Regions from separate parts of the Homo sapiens genome. Here region 2 is linked to region 1. A link is a contact called in ENCODE Hi-C or POLR2A ChIA-PET data. All regions are on one chromosome and are shown on one strand. Each heading gives the region's core, a stretch centred on a gene start or an enhancer-like site at or near the end of the contact. The rest is flanking DNA. Distances are from core to core; before and after follow the strand shown.

The links. Hi-C counts contacts between places; a loop is a spot of excess contacts on that map. ChIA-PET counts read pairs that join two places held with the same protein, here RNA polymerase II (POLR2A). Pooled maps may share reads with other maps.
Region 2: a loop to region 1 is called in a pooled map, with 4 times the contacts of the local background. The contact joins the promoter of GBP4 here to the promoter of LRRC8B in region 1. A Hi-C loop is called at or near these places in 1 of 37 single-sample maps with no recorded cell type and 8 of 50 pooled maps. POLR2A ChIA-PET finds 5 or more read pairs at or near these places in 2 of 52 experiments (activated CD4-positive, alpha-beta memory T cell and activated CD8-positive, alpha-beta memory T cell).

What each region holds. Positions count from the first base shown.
Region 1 is chr1:89,521,628-89,529,443 of GRCh38, reverse strand. It overlaps LRRC8B (leucine rich repeat containing 8 VRAC subunit B), which reads right to left and starts at 4,615. Exons shown (of 6, transcript NM_001369817.2): 1 at 4,422-4,615. RefSeq lists enhancers at 2,587-3,088, 3,089-3,590 and a silencer at 4,292-4,751.
Region 2 is chr1:89,196,259-89,204,074 of GRCh38, reverse strand. GBP4 (guanylate binding protein 4) reads left to right here and starts at 5,133. Exons shown (of 11, transcript NM_052941.5): 1 at 5,133-5,280; 2 at 6,771-6,965. The coding sequence starts at 5,241. LOC107985076 (a long non-coding RNA gene) reads right to left here and starts at 5,728. Exons shown (of 3, transcript XR_002958332.2): 1 at 5,667-5,728; 2 at 5,017-5,572. RefSeq lists a silencer at 5,035-5,329.

The DNA of each region.
Region 1 (7,816 bases), core at 3,366-5,865:
ATCTATTTGATTTCACATGCCATGTTTTTAGGCTAAGAATAAATGCTGACATTGAGTAATAACGTCTTGCTCCCTGACACTCAAAAACCTCATCTCCTCCCATGACAAGGTACAACACAGCAGTCTCGTAACACCAAGTGGGGTAAATGCCCAAGTATTTAAAATATTAATAGGATTTGGGGGCCAGTGATGTTGTAGCAGGGAAACTAGACAATTAAAGGAAAAGAAGTAAGGAGGAATATAAACAGGATTTACTGAAAGCATGTTTTACGCCAGATACTATATTAGATATGTTAATGTATAACATTTATTTTAATCCTAAGACTCCTGTGAGAAAGACAATACTAGTCAAGAAAAAAGAGATTTAGGATAGCTATGGTGTTTGGATACCTCCAAAATTCCCCACTTTTTTCTAAGGATTTGAGTCTCCCACTTTTTTTTATTTAGCTAGGAATAAGACTGTCTGGAATAAGGATAGTATTTCCCAGTCTCTATTCCAGCTACCTGAGGTCATGTTACTAAGTTCTAGGCAATGACATATAACAAGAAGTATATGACAGCATCCAGGAATTTTCCTTCAGAGACCATGGGCTCTTGCCTTTCCCCTCCTTCCTTTTTCCTTCTTTCCTCCTTTCTGCTACTTGGAACTTGGGGGTGATGGCTGAAGCTCCATCTTGGGATCATGAAGCTGAGGGCCTCATCTTATATATGGTAGATAATCCAAAAAGTAGAATCAGCCTAGTTCTCAGAAGACTGTAGAACCATCATACCAGCCATAGAATGCCTCTCTGCAAGTTTGTTTAATGTGAAAGAGAAACAAGCATCATTTTGAATAAGCCATTGTTCTTTGCAGTCTCTGTAGCTGGCAACTAATTTTAACTAATCCACAACTCATCCAAAGTGATGGCACAGAGTTCAGAATCAGGCCTGTCAGTCTATGAAGTTTGTTCTCTTAGGTAAAACCTTGAAGAACTCTTGCTTGTAATTTGCAAGAGATTTTGAAAAGAGAAAAGTTTCAAAATGCTGAAAAGGAATTTGACAGAAGAAAATAAGGAAAGTTTGAATATGCTCTTAAATCTGCTACCTGAGAAGAAATCAAAAGGAATATGCTACTCAACAATAAAGAATGTGGTCTCCATGAGAGATGAGCAGAGGAAGATCTCAGTCACCTGCATGGAGCTGGATACGGAAGAGAAATAGAAGCTGTGCAGCTGGCAGCGTCTGTGAAATATGCTGTGCTTGTTAGCTGAAGAATAGGCATTGCAGAATGGAGCCCTGGAAATGGTCACAGGATGACAGATGAGAAGAAAGAATTTAAAGGGATTCTGAAATTTAAAAAAAGCAAGAGATGAAGTTTAAATATATACAGTCTAGAAAGAAACAAGCAGAATCACATGACCCATATCAAAAGCAGCAAAAAGGTCAGAAAGGCAAAAAGGAAAGGTCAAGGTTGAAGCCCTGACAACTCATTTTTATTCATTTCCTTTACTCAGGTTCACAGCAGCACTGAAGGAGTAAATGTAAATTGTGTGGCAATTGAGTAGAATCCTAAAGGAAAGGCAGTCATAGAACAGGGAGTTTATTGTTACCCTTTGTTCAATTTCTAAATGAACCACAGTGATAAGAACTTAGGAGAGAGATCAGTGATTGGAGCTAGGCCTAATTTTACTTAAGATCAACCTTAATGATCAGAAAAAGAAAAATAGGTTATTATGTCTGCCAAAGGCATTATTTTAAACACCAGAGAAATTAAGTCATAATAAAGGCATGTAGGAAGTTTAGAAAATACAGATGGGGAATAAAATGAAAGTAGGCAATAGCAATAAAAGGCAGCAATATGAAAACAGATATGACACAAATTAGAAGGTATTTTACAAATGGTTAAATAAATTCTACACTATAACTGGGTCTCCCAAATTCCTCTTGAATGGTCACAGGTCTGAACTGTTTGCTGATGTACCCAGTGCTCTGGGAGTCAGGATAGCAGTGGAGAACCTGCTCCATGCAAGGCAATGCAAATCATGCCACCAAGTGTGTAATAACATGACAGAATCAGAATGCATTCATTTCTAATAATATCAGGGTGTGGTAGAAGGATGCTGGGAAGGAGAAATAAGAGTAAAATTAGAGAATTCAACTTTAGAGACACCAAATGAAAATCCGGGATTGGGTTAAACAGGCTATGAATAGTAAAAAGTCCAGAAAACATAAAATACTCAGGTACTATTAGAAGAATTTGAAAACTAAAATACAAAAACAAAAACCCTTGTTTATAAGAAAAACATTGGCTAAAACAAGGATGTTCTAAATTGTAAAATATTTTTCCCCTTAAACTTCAGAAAACAACAAAAAATAACAAATTTCAGGCCACTACAGGAAAATACATGGATTAGTCTAAAAAACTTGGAAGGCTTAGTATCCTTTAAGTTTTATTAAGCCCCTTTTCATTTTACTTACTGTTGGTGTTTTCACTCTGAGGATTCTGAAAATTAAAATAGCAATGGGAAATGGTGATAGTGGTAGAGAAGAGGTTTAAAAAAGCAAATCTCAACTAGTCAAATGAAATCATTCAAAATGTGAAAAGATTCATAATAGGCTGAACATGTTGGAACACCTTACCAATTGAGGAAAAAGAGAACACATTTCAAAGAATGGTAAACTTAATTCCGACATGCAGATTTAAAAATGTTGTTGGGGATACTAAGTATAAGGAAAGTGCCATGACCCAAGGGTGCACTCAATGACAACATCACCCCCATTCAAGAGACCTCTTTTTAGCTTACAGAAATATCAGACATGTTAGGGCTTATATTCTAAAATTACACAGGCCCAATTACCTTGGGGGTTGGCTGTCACTTTATATTCTCTGAGTAGAGCTGCTGACAAGGAAAGCCAGGAGAAAAAGAAAGTCACCTCGGCACCCACAATTCAGAGAGCATTTGGGGTCACACCTGTAATCCCAGCACTTTGGGAGGCCGAGGTGGGTGGGTCACTTGAGGTCAGGAGTTTCAGACCAGCCTGGCCAACATGGTGAAACCCCGCCACCACTAAAAATATAAAAATTAGCTGGGCGTGGTGGCGGGCCCCTGTAGTCCCCGCTACTCGGGAGGCTGAGGCAGGAGAATCACTTGAACCCAGGAGGTGGAGGTTGCAGTGAGCCGAGATCGCACTACTGCACTCCAGCCTGGGCGACAGAGTGAGACTCCGTCTCAAAACAAAACAAAGAAACAAAACAAAGAGCATTTGGGGTTCTCAGGAGGTGTAGCCTGTACACATAGAGGGTACTGGAATTGTTTAAAAAATTACACTGCAGTTTGACTTCTTTTCCATCCTCACTCCTACACCTAGGTTTAGGGGACAGAACCATCTGATAAAGATAAATCTGTTTTAAGATTTCTGGGGTGTTCTGCAAAGACTACTATATCATTTGCAAATAGGTTGTCTTTTAATAAAAATCATGCTACGTAATGTCTTCTTAATATACGCTGAACAAATTGCCTGTTTTAATTTGGCTATATATCTACAATTTAAAATGTTCATACTGTTATCTTTTACCAGTGGAGTGTTTTTTTGTTTGTTTGTTTGAAGTCTTTAGGCGAAGTGAATTTATTCAAGGAAGTTCACATGTCGGTTTTGTTCTTTTAGAGGGGTGTCTTTTTGACCACAAAGAAAAAAAAAGTTTTCCACAAATGTCATCTAACTAAAGGCAATCTATGGACTTTAGGAAGTCAGTTGAGCACACAGATTAATGAGCCAATACTGAGCCTCCTCCCTTCTGACCTCTCAGCACCTGCTCAACTAAGCTCAGGGGAAACTCTTGAGTCTTCTTCTTAAATTGGTAACGCTTGCCCTTTCTTTCTCAAACAAATCAACGCCCAACACCACCACCAAATTATAGGCAACCAACGCGTATCCAACAGCATAAAATAGTTCCCAAGAGCATAAAATAGTTCCCAACAGCGCCAGCGCAGGGGGCAAAACAGAGCGACCAAATGGGGGCACCCTCAGGGGAGTTGCGCTCATCTGGAGCGAGACGCCAGCCTGGGAAAGCGGAACCCCTTTCCCGCCCCGCCCCGAGGACTCACGCTCAGGTGCAACGCCGAGACTCCCGGGGGAAAGAGAGGTGACCGTCTCGGCGCGACCGCCCACACCTCTTGCTCCAAATGACCCCAGCACACAGGAGAGGTCCTCTCAGCGTGGGACTCCGTCTCTCCCGAAGGCAGGGAGCACAACGAAGCGGCCACTCGTCTCTGCAGCCGCGCTACCGGCCCGCAGCCTGGCTCGCAGGTGAGGCGTGAACAGGTAACCGCACCTGTTCGGCCAGCCCCACCTGCTGCGTCCCCGTATCCGGTCCTCCTCCTCCACCACCTCGGTCGGCGCGGCTCGCCCTCCTGGAACCGGGGTGTCACGCTCCGACCTACCTGCGCGACTCCAGCCCCGGACGCCCGCGCTCCCCGCGGCGTGCTCCTGGGCCGCTCCGGGCGGGCAGGCTGCGGCCCCGCGCCCGCACTTTCCCGGCTGCCGGAGGCTGCGGGCTCAGCGGGAAGCCCCGGCGCTGTCCGGCTCGCCGCCTCCGACCGGCTCCATTGTGACGCGACGCGTTCCGCTGGCCAATGGGCGCTCGGCGGCGCGAACCGCTGACTAAGTTCGCGGGTGGAGGAGGAGGGGACGGGGCGGAGGCAGGGCGCGGAGGCGGCTACCACGGTGGTGGCGGTAGCAGTGGCGGAGGAGGAGGAGGAGGAGGAAGAGGAGGAAGAGGCTGCAGTCGCTTCGGTAGCTGCTCCTGCTGTGAATTTTTCAGCTGCCTGGGCCTGAGTGTTTGCCCAGCTCTGGGGCTGCGGGAGCCAGTGACTCACCTATCACTGCTGGAAACAAAGCGCAGCTGCCATCTCCCCGAGCGCGCCATGTGGCCATCGCTGCCCCCTCGCCCAGCCTGGGGTCCGCAGGAGGTAGCGCACAGCCATACGCCCCGCGGAGCAGCTGGAAAGAGCGGGGACTGCTTTCCAGAAGCGGGAGGGAAATGGGCTTCGGCGTGTCCCCCAGGCGCGCCACACCGGTGACTTCGGCACTACACCGCGTGTGTCGGGCCCCAGCCTTCTCACGTGTGCGTCCCTGAGTAACTTGGCATTTATATAACGCGTGTTGGGCCCTGAGGGAAAGGTCGGGTGCAGCACGCGGGAACCTCCTCTTCGAAAAGGAAGTCCCCTTACTTTTCTTTACCCTGCTTAGAAAGATTGCAGGGCCCAGCCTCTGTGAGGGAGGGTTTACAGTTGTACCAACTAAGCGGCTTAAGTTCGATTCTGGCCTTCCAATACCATTGGCTTCTCTCAAATGTCGTTATCCTCAGGATAGGGAGGGGACCACATGGCCGAGGGGCGGTCCCTATACTCATAACCTGCCTTTCACTGCGATTCAACTGCAGAGACACCTCAACTACTGCCCGCTTGCTTCTCTCCCAAGTGGCACTGCATTTGAAGGCCAACAATATTCCTTACGAAACAGAATTAATCCAAACCCACAAATTCTAGGGACATAAATATTTTTATCATCCTCATCCATTTCCCCACTCTCACCCTTACCCCAGTTTTAACTCAGTCTCTGCCCTGGCTATTATCTTGAGCACACTGATTCAATTAGGCAAGATTTATGTCTTTTAGTTGCTATGGTGGTCACATCTCCATTTAAAAAAAGAAAGAAAAAACAAGTTTGTACCGGCATCTCCCAAAGGAATAAAATGAAGACGAACAGACTCAGCATTTGGGGCATCTGAGCAGTTTGTGTAAATGGGAGTATAGCAAATGCCCTATCGAGTTAATATGAGACAAGAGTTGTGTCTCAGACTGTTCAGATGAGGACTACAATTTGAGTCACCCTGAAAGGGAAAAAGAAGGCTGTCTTTGTGTCACTGATCTGTTCTTTTCTTGTTCACTCAGTCCATTCTGGAACTGCAGATATCTTTTTTCTGAGTCTTGAAGGAAAAGCTGAAAGAACATTTCTTCACTTGGTCATTCGATAAATTTTTATTGAGTTTATATGTGTGAGACACTGGGTATGCACAGATCTACAAGTCTAATTTAAATTTAGGTTTGATCCTTACAGGAGTATCTGAAATTCTCTCAGGGACTTTCTGATTAATTATTTTTGGTAGAAGAAAATTCTAAAAGACTCTGTCACTACTTTCACAGCCAGATTTACCCAAGTCTAAAATAGTGATTAAAAATTCCATCATGGATTTTAAGCACCAAAAAAATGACAGGCAGGTCTCAATCGTTTTAGAGGTTTATTTTGCCAAGGTTAAGGACATTCCCCAGGAGAAAGCACAAATACAGGAACATCTGTGATCTGTGCCTTTTGCAAAGAGAGTTTTTGAGGACTTCAGTATTTAAAGGGGAAAGAGCCAGCAGGAGGGGAAGGAGAAAAGAAAGAAAAAAAAGGGAAATGGGAAGGTAGGCAATGAGGGAAGAAGTTACATTCTTGTGAGGCTTTGATTAGTGCCCAGTGAATTCACATTTTGCGTGTGAAGAGTGGGTAGAGGAATACTGATTATGTGTTCCTCTCATGCTCAGTAAATCTACATTTTACATAAGATAAATGTGAAAATAGGGGGAAAGTCAATTATGAATTTGTCTTGGGGTGGGCAGAGGGATGATTTCCAAGTCTTGTCCTTATACCATACATATGAAGATGAGCTGTTATTGTCAGAGTGAGATTCAACAGAACTGTGTTTTAGGGCTCATTTATAGGAGGGATATGCATTCTGAAAGATTTAGGGACCCACAAGGCATTTCACTGTAAGCAATTTGTGAGGGAGGCTATCTGGGGAGATATGTGGCCTTCTATTGTTGCAGCTACCTGGTAACAACAGAAGGCAGGTTTTTAAAATTTTTTTATTTTTTATTTTATTATACTTTAAGTTTTAGGGTACATGTGCACAACGTGCAGGTTAGTTATTTATGTATACATGTGCCATGTTGGTGTGCTGCACCCAGTAACTCGTCATTTAACATTAGATATATCTCCAAATGCTATCTCTTCCCCCTCCCCCCACCCCACAACAGGCCGTGGTGTGCGATGTTCCCTTTCCTGTGTCTGTGTGTTCTCATTGTTCAAGTCCCACCTATGAGTGAGAACATGCGGTGTTTGGTTTTTTGTCCTTGCTATAGTTTGCTGAGAGTGATGGTTTCCAGCTTCATCCATGTCCCTACAAAGGACATGAACTCATCCTTTTTATGGCTGCATAGTATTCCATCGTGTATATGTGCCACATTGTTGGACATTTGGGTTGGTTCCAAGTCTTTGCTATTGTGAATAGTGCTGCAATAAACATACGTGTGCATGTGTCTTTATAGCGGCATGATTTATAATCCTTTGGGTATATACCCAGTAATGGGATGGCTGGGTCAAATGGTATTTCTAGTTCTAGATCCCTGAGGAATCGCCACACTGACTTCCACAATGGTTGAACTAGTTTACAGTCCCACCAACAGTGTATAAGTGTTCCTGTTTCTCCACATCCTCTCCAGCACTTGTTGTTTCCTGACTTTTTAATGATCGCCATTCTAACTGGTGTGAGATGGTATCTCATTGTGGTTTTGATTTGCATTTCTCTCATGGCCAGTGATGATGAGCATTTTTTCATGTGTCTTTTGGCTGCATAAATGTCTTCTTTTGAGAAGTGTCTGTTCATGTCCTTTACCCACTTTTTGATGGGGTTGTTTGTTTTTTTCTTGTAAATTTGAGTTCATTGTAGATTCTGGATATTAGCCCTTTGTCAGATGAGTAGATTGCAAAAATTTTCTGCCAATCTGTAGGTTGC
Region 2 (7,816 bases), core at 3,884-6,383, 330 kb after region 1:
GCAAGGAGGATATCTGCCCCCATGATCCAATCACCTCCCACCAGGCCCCTCCTCCAATTCGACATTAGATTTGGACAGGGACACAAATCCAAACCATATCACTTATTATATATGTAAAAGAGTTTATTTTAGGAAGTTGATTCTGACGGGTTAGTTTTTTGCAAGTAATACAGTGAGAAAAATAGATCACCGTTCAATTCTTGCTTCAACCACTGACTATGAAATATGTAACCAATCATTTTGCCTATATCTTTACTGCCTTTATTTCATCTAGTAGAAGAGATCAAATACTTTAATTTATGGTTCTTTTAAGGATCAATGCATAATGTACATAAAGCATCTGCACCAGGCATTAATATAGAGAGGAATTCACTAGCTAGAATATTATTTTTAGAAGAATGAGACTTTAGACACCAATTATATCCTATTATCATCAATTTTACCAACAGTAATGGGCATACTGGAGAAAGAGCTCTATGATCTGTCAGTGCAATTCTACATACTTTTCCCTTGGAAGTTGATACAAAGGCTCCACAAGCAGGAAGCTGATATGCTCATGCCTTGACAACCATTAGAAATGACTTTGGAATCTTATCCACTGAGAGACTCTTCTGATTGCAGCTTACCATGGCCCCTGTTTGTCTAGTGGAAAACCAGAGAGAGCAGCTGATGGTTAATCTGACACAGTAAAGATTATTTACAAGATATTTCAGCCTGTGGTGATGGTGACTATTGTAAGGCTACAGTGTGTAGGGAAATCCTACCTGATGAATCATCTTGCAGCATAGAACCATAGTGAGTCTGGTCTTGAGACAGAGACCATTAGTTCGGAATCATAATAATGCACCTGATCACACCAACTCTAAGGTTATTATAAGAAAGAGACCAACTCTTCTCTATAAAATAATTTCCAATTCCTACAACCAAATTTATACCTGGGACTGCCTGTCCTATCTGCTGTCACTGTACTGTTGCTTTGTCTTCTTCCTTAGCAGGCTTCTGTGTGGGTTCTGCTATGAGGTCTGGAACCCAGGGTTCTGGATGTAGGACTCTCTCCAAGCAGAACCACACTGAGGGTCTGGGTTATGCAGGAAGGTTAAGGCAGAGTCATGAAGAAATCTTCTTTACTCTTGATTCTCAACATTTAATTGGCTACCTTGATTCAGCTTATCTGTAATATTTCTGCAAAATGTGAATATGAATCATGAAGAATGAGATTAAGTTCTGTTTCCCTGAACTTTTCTCCTTGGTAAGCTCAAATACTTTGGAATATTAAGATAAGATCTTATTTTAACACTGGGGTGAACAATAGAATTAATAAATATTTATTGAGCAGCTGAATTCCAGGGCTCTGTGCTAAATACTATAAAAGGGCAGTAAACAAGATAAAAGCCTAAAGCCTCATTAGGGAGACCACACATACAGTGTGATCAGAACAGGGTGCCATAGATGCAGAGAAGTAGGGATCTAGTTCAGTTGTATAAACCAAATAAAGTCTCTTGGAGGAAATAACATCTGGACCGTAACTAGTGGAATCACCGGGAGCTATCAGTTAAAGCACACGAGAGTGATCGATTTGGAAACATAAGCCTCGGAAAACAGGGTTTCAGTGAAGTTATGTATTTAAATAATCTCCATAAAAGCTTCAGCTACATCAGGATCATCATAAAGGTTTTGTTCCAACTCCAAGGGCTTTGGAGATTAACTCTTCACTGACTTCTCTGAAAGCATGAACTTAACCTATGTAAAATAGTGTAAATAAGATAATTTTAGGTATTCGATCTTCACAGTATTAAGGGCAATGTGTGATTTCTCCTAATTTTACATTACTCTGAGTCTAAATCAAAACTAACAACAGATCTTTGGCATTATTGCAAATGAAAGAAGGAAAAAGAGGAAAAGAGAAAAGGAAAGAGGGAAAAGAGAGAAAAGAGTGTTTTTCAGAAAAAAAAATCTTATGTATAGCTCTGTCTTCATGGATAAGCAAATTATGCAGTCATGTAGTACCATAGCCTCAGAAAAGTCAATGCTTGATTTGAAATTATTATATTGAATTTCTTGATGATTTTTTTAACGACGAGCCCCACATTTTCATTTGAATGCTTTAGTTCATCTTTCTAATATACTCTCTTTTGTTTAATTTCAAAGAAAATGTGTTGTTCCTGGGTACTACTGAGTAGATTGGCTTTGATCAGTAATTAAATAGTAATGTGAAGCGTTATAGAATCATTTTTAAAAGTGTGAAATGCCCCTTGTGGTTAGAACTCAGAGAAGTCATAAATCCCCATCCCCCAATACTTGATACCATTTTTGTTTCAGTTACATGACACTAAAAAAATCCTGGATTAAATTGTGTCAAAAATTCAATAGCAAGTAGCTGCAAATAGTCATGTAATGTGTTCTTAGCCTATGGACGCTGCTCCTTTGAAGCCAGAGTTCATTCCAAGTTGAATATGGTGAGGCTCTGTGACTGGCCTTGAAGTTAGACCAAGTGGCAAAATCCTCTATGGAGTGTGAAAAGCAGGGCTCTTCAACTGGAACACTGCACAGATGGCATAGGCCTGGAGGCTTGTCTGATTTTATTCATTCTTACTGTGGTCTGAATGTTTGCACCTCCCCATCACCCCAAAGTATATTGACACCTAATCACCAATGTTGACACCTAATCACCAGTGTGATAGTATTAGACAGTGGGTCATTTAGGAAGTGAGAATGAACTTAGGTCATGAGAATGAAACTGGTGAGACTAGTGCCCTTATAAATGAGACTCCAGAGACCTGCCTTGCCCTTCACCATGTGAGTACACATCAAGGGGCCACCAACCATGAACCAGGAAGCATACCCTTATCAGACCCCCAATCTACCCATGCCTCGATCGTGTGTTTCTCAGCCTTCAAGAATGTGAGAAGTAAATTTCTGTTGTGTATAACTTACCCAATTTACTTATTTTTTATAGACGCCCAAACAGACAAAGACACTTCTTCATGCTTATTTTTTGAGCCAATCACCTCTGTTAAACAACAATGGTGTTATTATTACTTCTACATCCTTTATGCCAGTTGATAAGAATTTGGTGTTGACACAGAACAGGGTACCTCTTCTTCAGGAGATCATTCCAGATTGGGCCATTCATATGCTTATCACTACCTCCAGAATGTCAATTTGTAAAAACACAGACACACACACGACAGTGACTATTCTGAACTATATTAAAGTAAGTACACACAGATAACATTATCACTTGCCCTGTATGATCTACTAACGTCATAACTTTCTGTCTCCTTGCCTTGCTCAGTGAGATTAAAAACATCTGCAACTCATTTCCTCCAGTTTCCTTCCAAAATCAGTGAGCCAGTAAAACACCCTCATTTCAAAAAACTGTTTTATTTGATACATCTTGTAAATGAATTACAAGTTAACCACAAAATACAAAAACATATAGACATTGCACTTTAAATATTCAAAAAATGTATAAATAAGAAGCTCAAAATCTGATATGGAAAAATATTCAAAAAATGTTCAGAGTCTTTTTATCAAAATAAAAGTTATTTCCTTTTTATGAGTATGTGTGTGCATATCTGTGATTATAAAAAAAGTCTTTAAAAATTCATATAATTCAGAAAGACATTTTAAAAAAATCACCTGAGCTAGAAGTACTAATTTTAAGGAGGTAGTGGTTGGGGGAACACTTATAGACTTTTATCTGTGTAACACAGACATATTGCTATGTATATTTTCTATGTGCATAGACATATTGCTATGTGCAATCATTATACATACAACTGTGAATTAACAATTTTTTTTGAGACAGTATCTCACTCTGTTGCCCAGGTTGGAGTGCAGTGGGACCACCATGGCTCATTGCAGCCTTGACCTCCTGGGCTCAGGTCATCCTCCCACCTCAGACTCCCAGGTAACTAGGACTATTATAACAGGCACATGCCATTATGCCCAGCTAATTTATTATTATTATTATTTGTAGAGATGGGGTTTCCCCATATTGCCCAGGCTGGTTTCCAATTCCTGGACTCAAGTGATCTGCCCACCTTGGCCTCCCAAAATGGTTGGATTGCAGGAGTGAGCCACCACACCCAGCCTAAATTTCTTCTTGATTAACATTTCCATGATTATCTGAAGTCAGTAACATTGGATTATCTGGAAAGGGGTGCCACTGGTGAAATTCAGGTGTTTCAAACACATTTACCTGGATTCAGTCATCCCTGTACTTTTTCTTCTTCTTCTTTTTTTTTTTTTTTAAGAGAGAGGGACTTCCTGACATTAAAAAATGGTAAGAGAAAAAAGCACCTGATTTCTTATTACTGGTCCTATTTAAAACTTGACTTAGCTTTATTTTCACTTTCAATATTGCTTATAGGAAATAAATGTTAAGTTTTGAATCAAAATCGGCACCAGTAATTTTACCTGATTAAGTGCCTAAAATTTTGTACTTATTAATTTGCAAATGTTTAATCAGACATTACTAAACAAATAGGAAGATCTAAGGGATAGGCACAAATGGGGAATCATTACCCATTTATTTCAGATAGATTTCCCAAACTCTGTTAACAAACTGGCTAGTCATTTTAGGAACTGAGTCCATTTTTCTGGTAGCCTGGGTAAGACTCCTAATTATAAATTATGCTTTTTATGGTCCAATCATCCTCCTGTCCTCCAAAAGATCCAGTTTCAATGAGATGTTTGTGTTTTGAAAGAGAAGTATTTACTTGCCACCACCGCACCTCTGGGCAACAACGTTAGAGGATACATAGATATCCATAGACACACACACAAACACACACATATTTTATGGTTAATGAAAAAATAAAGAAAAGAGATGAGAAACAGAAACATATAAGCATGTAAAAAAAAATAAAAGCAAACAAAAACTCAAATTTCTTCCCTGACAAAATTACCCCTGAGAGACAGGTAGATGAAACAACATTCATGTCTGCTGCTCTATATTCATTTTGGAGGCGAAAGATACCTAAGCTAAGGGTGGAAGAGGGACAAACAAACCTGAGTTTCAGGAGTCTGGTGTGGAGGAACCAGCACTTTCAAGCTCCTTTAGTTTCCTGTCTTGATAAACAGGAAAATCCCCAACAGTCAACTCCCCACAAAGTGCATGTCCTTTCAATTTCGGTTCTCACAGACTCTTACTTGGATGTCTGTAAATCCGGCTGGACTTTCAGCTTCTAAGAACAGTCCGTTTCTCGAGGATCCAGGCGCAGGAGGACAGAGCAATGGGTGAGAGAACTCTTCACGCTGCAGTGCCCACACCAGGTAAGTTTGCTCTTAAGCTTTACCTTTCAAGTATATTTGGGTTATAACAAACAACAACAAATTCCCAAGCGCAGACTGCACACGGGGAGGGTTGGAGACTTCACACTGGCGGGTGACAAAGGCAGTGGAGGAACCTCGCGGGGAAGTCTGATGCTGCTTGAACCCCTGAGTGCTTTGCTCCGTGTGGCCCAGCGTCTCTAGACGGTCCACAGGCGGCGACCAGAGGCGCACCGGTGTCTCCAGGATGCGCTGCTCCTCCTCGGGCTTCCTCCCAGAGCTGTGGCATTTTCTCCTGCGAAATACCATCATCTAGTATACATATACACATTTTTTGCTTGTTTGTTTTATTAATTTTCTGTCCCCCACTAGAATATGTGATACCCTACCTTGTTTTAACCTGAGTTGACTCTCCCTTAGCTGAAAGAGCCAGACAGTCTGCATCTCGGCTCCTTCACTTGCAGCCCCTTACCCACCCGCTTCCTCAGGGACTTAACTTGTGCAAGCTGACTCCCAGCACATCCAAGAATGCAATTAACTGATAAGGTACTGTGGCAAGCCATACCCGCAGTTCCCAGGAATTCGCCCGGTTAACAGCACCCAGAGCCCCCCGCGTTTGTGTCTGGTTGATAAAGCCCAAAGCCCCGCTTCTATCACCTTGTGATAGAATTAAAGCCCCTGCACCTAGTACTGTTTACTTTCCTGTAACCATTTATCCTTTTAACTTTTTGCCTACTTTACTTCTGTAGGATTGTTTTAACTAGACCCCTCCCCCCAACCTCTCCTTTCTAAACCAAAGTATAGAAGAAAATCTAGCCCCTTCTTCGGGCCGAGAGAATTTTGAGCACTAGCCGTCTCTCGGTCGCCGGCTAATAAAGGACTCCTGAATTCGTCTCAGAGTGTGGCGTTTCTCTGTAACTCGCTGGGTTACAACAAATAGAGCTCCAAGAGGCAGAAGTTTGTATCAATTATGTTCCTTGCTTGTTGCTGAGAATCTAGAACGGTGTTAATTAGCACATGGTAGGTACGCAATACTCTTTATTAAATTAATGAGAGAGCAAATTCTTCTGGAATGCCTGGAGCCTTTTCTAACCACTCCTCATCTCCTTTTTGTAACATCCTGCCCCTATTTATTCCAGGAGTGGAATTATTCTGCCATCAGTGCCTTGATTTTCTAATTCTGTTTATTTTATGCATCACCTTGACAAGGCATTTTTAGCGTTCTTGTAAGAATCATAAATAATGTACATAACAGATCTGTACTAGTCTTTGACATGCTAAACTAAATATTTTTCCATTTGAAATGTACAAATTTTATATACATAGAAATTTTATATACCATTAAACGTAGAAATATATTTATATACCATTAAAATGTAGAAATTTTATATACCATTCCACAAGCAAAAAGCTAATATGTATGTGCCTTAGGTAGCCCTTAGGGATGACTTCAAGATCTTGTATTCTACTGAGTATTTTTTTCTGGGTTACAGGTTATCCAGAATCTGAATCCATCATGATGGCCCCCATTTGTCTAGTGGAAAACCAGGAAGAGCAGCTGACAGTGAATTCAAAGGCATTAGAGATTCTTGACAAGATTTCTCAGCCCGTGGTGGTGGTGGCCATTGTAGGGCTATACCGCACAGGAAAATCCTATCTCATGAATCGTCTTGCAGGAAAGCGCAATGGTGAGTGTGGTCCTAGGACAGGAGCCATTTACTTGGAACCAGTGATAACACAGCTGATCACACCCCCTCTAGGGTCATCCTAAAGAAGGGCATGACTTCTCCCAATGAAGAAAACTTCTAATTCTCACCACTAAATTTACAATCTCAAATATATATCACTCTTTAGTCCAATAGTAAAGAATCATCTCAACCCTATCGAAAGATCCGTTCCATGGGTCTTCTTCATCCCATCTATGCTCACCTCTTCAGGGGCTCAGCCCCAGCAATTATTCCCTTTCTTTCTCATTCATCACTTTTGTGTAGGATACCTGGTCACTTCAAATAGCACACAAATATAGTTTAATAGATCCTGTTTTAAAAAATAAATATGAAGAAGGACAGGCATTATAATTCTTGTGTATCCTCTATTTAAATTGGGCTACCATTTCTAATTTTTTGCTTCATTTCATGGCAAAACTCTGATAAATTATATTCCCTTCTAGTTAGTCTTTCTAATATGTGAACTATGACACATAAAGAAGAGTATGTACAACATACCTTTACAGTGAAGTTAATAAAGTGAATACATGAGAAATCACTATCCAGATCAAGAAATAAAACATTACCAAACCTAAACATCCAAAAATCATACCCTGTCATACCTTCACTAGAACTCACCAGTGTTTTTGTTTTCAGGGCACACTTCTTTGACTCTTGGTTTTTAAAAATGGTTCTACATAATATATATGCATTCTAAAACATAGTTTAGGTTGGTCTGCTTTTAAACTTTACATAAAGGAAATTATATTGTGTGTATTTTTGGATGTCTTGCTTCTTTTGCTCAATAAGAAGTTTATAAGTTTTCTCTAGTT